2 separate regions of the Homo sapiens genome follow, and region 2 is linked to region 1. Evidence: chromatin contacts called from ENCODE Hi-C data. All regions are on one chromosome and are shown on one strand. Each heading gives the region's core, a stretch centred on a gene start or an enhancer-like site at or near the end of the contact. The rest is flanking DNA. Distances are from core to core; before and after follow the strand shown. Region 1 overlaps PKD1L1 (polycystin 1 like 1, transient receptor potential channel interacting). Region 2 has its middle 37 kb from the start of IKZF1.

Region 1 (3,732 bases), core at 756-3,255:
AGTTGTCAGCTGTGCGCAGATCCTATTCCAGATGCTCTCACAGACATGGGATGTGGCAGGGCCCTCAGCCTCCCAGCCGGGTGGACACTGGCTCCGCTCACTGCCCGGCCTTCAGCCCTCAGAGATGGGAGGAGTGAACGTCAGCCAGGTCCGTGCTACCATCAGGGCCAGATTGCCTGGGTGGGAACATCCTGCTTATAAACTTTGGAGTGTCTTTAATGGTCTTCCTGTTTGTCCAACAGCTCCCCAACCACTCCTTCCGACTGTGGTGTTGCCCCCTCTACTACACACCCCTGAGCAGGACCTTTGACCCTCATTATTTTATGACCAGACCACTGGGTGTTTCTGGAACAGGCATTCATTATCAGCGTGGCTGGTGGTTGTGCGTTTCCTCATATTGCTTAGTGTGGGCTACACCTAAGACATTGTTTAAGCAAGGAAATAGAAAGAAAACACACACAGCAGGACACGGCAGCCCAAGGACACGCATCTTCATGATCAGCCCGTTGTTAGGCCCAGGTGGCTTTGACCTTATGTATAACTTAGGGCTTCTCCAGCTTTATGTTCTCACCTTCCCAGCACATTGCAGTCTTCAGAATGTTTGCTTTTTTTTTTTTCTCTAGAGGTCTATGCTAATCATGTGCTTCTTATGAGTGATGGGAAGTGTGGCTGTCCTTGGTGTGCTCTGAATGGAAAGGCAGAAGACCGGGAATCACAGAGCCCATCCTCATCAGCTTCCAGGCAGAAGGTATTCCTGGATCTGGGGAAATTAGGCTTTTCTTCCTGAATACAGTACATGTACAGTACAGCTAAAAAGCACCTCCATGTTTCATCAGGAATTCATCAGGGATTGTTTTCCTATCATGTGTGTTTGTGCCAATGAAGCAAGTGTGACTTATAAAGCCTTAATTCAGCTCCAGAGCATAGTTCCACATATAAGAAGTGCAGGCAGGGCTAGCCCAGCCCAGAGGAGTAGGGGATAGCCCTCAGATGGGGAGTGAGGGGTAGCCCTCAGGTGGGGAGTGGGGGCTGCCCTGCAGGTGGGGAGTAGGGGCTGCCTCCCAGGTGGGAAGTAGGAGGGTAGCCCTCAGGTGGGGAGTGGGGGCTGCCCCTCAAGCGGGGAGTGGGGGCTATCCCCGGGGTGGGGAGTGGGTGCTGTCCCCCAGGTGGGGAGTGGGAGCTGCCCCGAGATGGCTCCAGCACAGACAAGGCTTCCAGCAGCCAAAGCACTGAAACCCTGCTTAACTTGCGCAGTGTGGGGAGCTCGTTGAAGACCCCTATTAATTAAGACTGGGCTACCTGGATGTTTGTGAATTCCCTTGCATCTGTTTATCAGAGTAGCTAACAGGGCTTGGGTCTGAAGGCCTGGGCAATGCCCTGGAGATGGAGGAGAAGCGTGAGAGGAGTGACTCTCACATCTGTGGGTGGGGTCCGAGAGAAGAGTGAAAACTTCTGAGTGAGACATGCTTTTCACCCAGAATAAGCATTGGTTCCAAAGGGACATGCACAGACAGCCCAGAGTTGTGCGTTTCTAGTTCAAATTTAAAGAAGCCAGTTCTCTTTGAAGCTCCCAGAACCTCTGCTGTCCTTGGCAAAGACTCTCCTGCAGTTCATTTTTCAGTATTCCTCATGCAGAGCAGCGTTATTAAACCACCCCCTCCGTAGCACATCCATCTGAGTTTATATTGAAATGAATTTGATCTCAACCCACAGTGTTTGTGTTTGGGAGCTTTTCTCTGCTCTGCCATCACTTTTGTCAGCGAAAGTTCAAGGAGGCATTTTTAGGTTCCCAAGGAAGGATATTTAGTAAGATGAGCGTCTGATGGTTCTGAGAACAGGAGGTTGGGGAGAGGTGTTTTAGAGGGGAGGTGATATTACCTGCGTTTCTCACATTACACAATGTAAATAGCCACATACAGTGACTTCCTTAGGCTTTTAGTGCCCTCACCTCCAAACACAAGGGGGCAAACAGACCTCATGCTTCTTGAACACTTGGTGCAGATCTGCTATGCAGAATCACCTAGGGAGCTTAAAAGTCAAAGAAACCAAACAAAACCATGCACAAGCCCTGCCTCTGAAGATTCTAACAGACATGCTGTGGCGTGGCTCAGGGTGATGGTGCTTCAACCCCACCCCACCCAGGTGACTCCAAGGTTCAGCCACCTGGGACCTCAGCTTTGGGCATAGATCGATGCCTTTAGGATTTGACCATCATGTCCCAAAGGGCTTGGTCCTGGTGAAATGTGCAATCAGGGGGCTCTCTGGTTTTGGTTGACTGGGAGACCCATTTCCAAGCTGCATTCTGGCCGCTCTGCTCTCTACAGCCCCAGTGGGCTCAGGCGAAGGTCACACAGGGCCATACACCAGCTCCTGGACGTGCTGGGCAGTTTGCTGATTGGGCATAGTTATAGGATAGTGTCTTGCAAAGCCCTGTGTCTCCCATGCTGCTCACTAGCACCATGCCTTTTAGGGGTTGTAGGTACATGCAGCTGTCTCAGCCCCTGGGTTTCACATCCTCAGGAAACTGCCAGGATCTACCCAGGTCCTGCTCTGGGAGGCCACAGAGGGGTTCCCTGTTCTCGTCACAGAAGAGGGGCAGGTGCCAGGCGTATGCACTCAGGCACGAGCTGGCATCTTTCAGCTCCCACTCTGGCCTTCTTGACACCTTCCTGTGTTGTTCTCCTGAAAGATGAAGCACCTGATGTCCTGTAGTTACAAATCTGTAAAAGGCCCACAGCACAGGGAGCGCACATCCCAGGGAGGGGCTGGGCCGTTGGTTAACCTATACTAACTTCTTAACTGGCTGGAACTACTTCTGGTAACAGCTCTCTCAAGAGCCAGAGTGAGGCCCTGGGCCCTCAGTCTGAGGGATGGTGGCTGCTTTTTGTAATCATGTCCACAGTGGGGCGTTGTCTCTGGACAGGCGTCCTGTGTAGGAAACAAGGTGGCCAGCTTCCCGTAGGCCAAAAGTGTCCCCCCTCCTCCTGTGCCGTGGGCACCTCCCTGCTTTCCTGGTGCCACCAGGATTGAGATTTTGTCACAAGGAGAGCTGCACAGGTCAATGCAAGGTCAACAGAGGCCTCATGACCAAGATGGGCTCCCAGCACCCCTCACCTGCCCTCCAATGCCCCCACCCCACCTAAGCTCTCAGTGTGCACAGGCCGAGCAAGCCCAGTGGCATTGTCTCTGAGTTCTCTCTTGGGCTCCATCTCACTTCCAGTCCAGCAGCCAGCCCGGCCACCCCATAGCCTCAGAGGTGTTCACCCTCTGCCTTCACTCCACAATCAAGACCTGCCATCCTCATAGCCCTCTGAGTGGATCCCCTGCTGCCACTCCTGCCTGCCAGGCTCTCTTCAGTACCGCAACCACACTGTTGCTTCTGTGCATTGGAGCGTGCCACTCTTGTGCTCAGAACCCTCCATCTCATTCAGAATGAAACTCCACTTCCTGAGTCTGACCCCACTTGGCCTCCCGTAACTCTGAGGTCACCTCCTGTGCTCTCTTGGTTCCCACTTGTGGCTGCAGCCCCACGAGACTTCTGCTGCTCCTGCAGTGAAGCAGGTGTGCCTCCACCTTCGGCATAGCTCTGCATTCCTCCTCTTCCAGCTCTGCTTAGATGTCGTCACACACAGCGGCCTTCTCTGACCCTGTGTATAAAAAAGCACCGCGCCCCCCCCCCCCACCCCCACCCCGTCCCGACCCCGCACGAATCCCTCCTGCAGCTCTATTCTT
Region 2 (3,732 bases), core at 888-3,387, 2.3 Mb before region 1:
CTTTTTCTCCAAGGCCCTAGCAAATATCCTTGCCTCTGATTGGATCCTAACCCTGTACAGGCCAAGGTAGTGTGATACCAGGATGGGTGTCAGCCCTCATGGCCACTCCTAAGCTGGTGGAGGAGTCAGTACCAATCATATCTCAGCTCAGAGATTTCTGAAAGAAATTCCAGCAGAGGTGAAGGCTGAAGAGTACATGAGGGATGCCCAGTAGAGGAAACCAGCATGTGCAGGACAGAAAAAAGTTACACAGTTTTATGTAGAGCCTAACAGGGGAGGATTGCAAGCATCTTAAGGCAGTGAGACTCCTGGGATGGAATGCCAGGCAGTGCAGACTGCCCTTCTGGGGACACACATCTCACACAGACAAATCCTGCTCTGGTCTGGTCTCCTTCAAACCTTGCCTGTCCCCTGTAAAGTATGCGCTCTTGCCCTTTCCCGCATTTCAAATGAGGAAAGAAGGCTGGTCCCTCTCTGGTACCCAGCAGTAGTGCTCATGGCAGCTGCTTGTTCATGGCTCCTGAGTCTCCCTGCACCTGCTATGTGTGTTTGCACAGCTCTAAACCACACTTGCCCCATGGAACAGCCCTCCTAACTGTCTTTCCAGTAGGTGGGAATTTCACTTCCTTATTTCCAGGCATAAATTATTGCAGATGCAAAATTGCGACCTTGTTTTAGACACAAGTGTTAAAAATATAGCTCTTAGATATTCAACAATACTTTTTATCCTCTCCTTTGAGCAGGAGGTGGCCTGAACTCAACTTGTTGGCCAATGAGGCCCTTGGCTTAGCAGAGCATGAATTTTGAGAGAGAGGTGGAAGGAGGTCAGTCTCTGGAGCACGTCATGAAGGTGGCATTTTGCTGCTGTTCCTCCTTTCATCCTATTCCTTAAGAATAACTACAATCTAAGATACTAGGCCCTATGGGGCACTGGAAGGGCCAATTGCCCACCATCCATCTTGCAAGGTAGTGGACACATAGGGTTACCTGGCACACCTCTGCCAGACAGGGCTGCTACATAATTTGTAGGGCCCAGTGCAAACTGAAATTAGGGGGTCCCTTGCTCAAATGGCAGGAAAAACATTTCTTCCTTCTTTCTGGGTCTCTCTCTTGTCATGGTGTTTTTTACTTGCTATTTAATGTCACATCCCTTGGACACAGGAATACTCATGGGGAGATTGCAGACACTCACAGGTACCCAGGGCCCTGTTCACAACTGTGTAGGCCCAACCATTCCCATGCACAGGCTCAGGTCCCCTCCCAGCAGATGGCAGTGGTTGCTGGGGGTTGCTTGGGCAGGTAGCTGAGAACCCATCCCTGGGAGGGGGAGGCACCTGGAAGGGAGCCCCACATGAGCAGAGTCTCCGAGTCCCCAATGCATGCTCCATTGCTTCGTCAGACTTTACGGACAAAACACAAATTCAAGGTAAATTTATTCACAGTTTCAAGACTGCAACCACAGAGCATTAACTGTAAAACCCTGAGAGACTGCACTGCTCGCAGGCCCATGAAGCTGCTCCTGTCACCAGGCTTAGTGGGTGGCTAGGGAAAAGAAAACAACCAAAAACACAGTGACTTGGATTTATCAACATTTGTAGGTTCATATGTTTGGTCTTTATGAGTTATGTGATCTTGAAAAAGTGGTGTAACCTCTCTGAACCTCAGTTTCCTCATCTGTGCATTGTGGCTAATCACTGCCCATGTAACAGGGCATTGTGAGGATGGAGAAGTCACAGAGTGCAGAGGCCTCATAAACTGGAGGGCACTGCCTTGGGAGGGGTTCCTACCCTGGGCAATTGATTGATTGGCTCTGGAGTTGCAGCTGCAAAGGCATGCTGGCCTCTCCAGTCTTGCAGTCAGGAAGGCTGAATGTGGTCAGCTGAGGTGCTCACTGCAGCCTCAGGCAGGCCTAAAGGTGTCAGCTGCAGAGTCTACTGCTGGCCTTGGCTGGCTACCTCTGATCTAGCATATTCCTTCTTTAACTGTTCTGCAACCAGGTAGGCCTCAGCTAGGCAAACCAGAGTCTTCTTGACTTCAAGCTGAGGAGCATCTTCTGAGTGCCTCCTGCAGCCAGACTCTTTGCTGAGCTCCAGGGATGGGGGATAGACATTGCTCTGTCCCCCAGGGGCTCAGACCACAAGCTACAGCAGTGAAATGCAGGGGCCTCGGGAGCCAGAGGAAAGTCCTGAAGAAGCTCGAGGGGAAAGTGTGCATTTCAGGCCCTGGGCTGAGTCTAAAATAAGGGAGTAGGCAGGTGAGAGAGGGAAGAGGGGCTCTGGATGGAAAGAGAGACTGCAGGGGCACAGGAGTAGGGGAGAAGCAACTCTCAATCGTGGTTCCAACTAGGTGGGCTTTTCTTCCTCATTCCATAGTGAAGCATCCTGGGTTCTGATATGACAGGTGGCAGCTAAAAACATCTTGGTTTTGCTTAGAGCTCGTTGTTGTGTGGTGGGAAGGTGTTCATAACAAGAAACAGCCTCCTCCTTTCTACACACCAGCTGAGCTAGAACTCTATCATGCAGCAGTGGGGCATTGCTACCAGAATGGCTGCTCTTGAGGGAAGGGGAAGACTGAAGATCAAACCATGCATGGTTCACAGTAATTGGTGCTCCTTCCCAGTTCCAGTTGAGCAATGTAAAAGAAGGTGACTAACAAGACATTAAACTGTGTGCATGTTTCAAAGCACACCCAGGACAGAGGCTCTCGGAACCCACAGGAGCCTGTGGTTTCTGAAATATGGGTGGGTGGCTTCCTGCAGCTGCAAGGCATGCTGGGGAGGGGAGATGAGATAGGCCGCGGCCCCGCCTCACCCCCTCTTCCCGAGTGGTTTGGCGCGGGTGTGCCCAGCCTGCTGCTCCTGGCCAGGCAGTTAGAGTGGAGGGAAACCTCCCGTTACCAGGAAAGCAAATAATGGGCAGATCAAATAAATCCATGTGGCTAAAATGCAAAAACAGATAGAAATCTATCTCAGGCCAGTGCCTGTGGGAGCAATGGGAAGAGATTCATTTTATTTTGCATATGTAGACAGTGATTTTAATGTTATGTAAATGCAGCCAGCGATTCCTAATTGCTCCTGAAATGCACGTGTCAGGGGCTCTGTTGCAGCACAGGTTGCTAATGATAGAAATAAGCTGTGTTTTTTACAAGGAAGGCTCGCGATTACCAGCTTTTGATTTTTCTTTTTTTTTTAAATTACAAATTTTAATTAGGACAAGCCAAGGCAATGAAGGTGGAGGGGCAGGACTGCAGAAGTGCCTGGGGTAGAGACAGCTCAGAAGAGTCACCTGGGCATGGAGAAGGGGTGCCACAGGTGGCCTTGCGGCTCTGGGTCAGCCTGAGAACAGACACTCCTGATTTCAAAGTGTAAAGTGTCATTCACCCCCTCTGAAGCACTTATCCAAGCTGACATACTGGGAAGTCAGGGTGGGAGGCAATAGTCTCTGGTTTCTCCAGGAAGATGAGCTGTGATGATCTTTCCCGGCAAAAAGCCGAGACTCTCAAGAGCAAAGTAGCATTGCACAGGGGCAAAGAATGACAGGAAAGTCACAAGTGTTGGGTGATGCAGACCACACACTTGGGGCAGGAAGAAGAGTTGGTGGAGCCCACCAGAAGGGAGGAGGTGAAGACCAGTAAAGGCAGTACAGCCCTGCCCCCTACCCCTCCTGCCCTGTGCTCCAGCACAAGCCCAGCTCTGTGACCCTCTTAACATAACACCCTCTCTGAACAGAGCAA

The links. A loop is a pair of places that touch in the nucleus more often than their neighbours do. Pooled maps may share reads with other maps.
Region 2: a loop to region 1 is called in a map with no recorded cell type, with 8 times the contacts of the local background. The contact joins two enhancer-like sites. A Hi-C loop is called at or near these places in 2 of 37 single-sample maps with no recorded cell type and 2 of 50 pooled maps.

Annotation. Positions count from the first base shown.
Region 1 is chr7:47,937,209-47,940,940 of GRCh38, reverse strand. It overlaps PKD1L1 (polycystin 1 like 1, transient receptor potential channel interacting), which reads left to right. Exons shown (of 57, transcript NM_138295.5): 3 at 624-748. Among named protein-coding and RNA genes, the nearest start is that of PKD1L1, 9.4 kb to the left of the region's middle. RefSeq lists enhancers at 2,596-2,765, 3,216-3,295. Within about 2 kb of position 2,005, at least 4 of the 41 ENCODE cell types and tissues checked have a DNase peak (open chromatin) inside an H3K27ac peak, as active enhancers do.
Region 2 is chr7:50,266,041-50,269,772 of GRCh38, reverse strand. No RefSeq gene overlaps it. Among named protein-coding and RNA genes, the nearest start is that of IKZF1, 37 kb to the left of the region's middle. RefSeq lists an enhancer at 2,607-2,706. Within about 2 kb of position 2,137, at least 8 of the 41 ENCODE cell types and tissues checked have a DNase peak (open chromatin) inside an H3K27ac peak, as active enhancers do.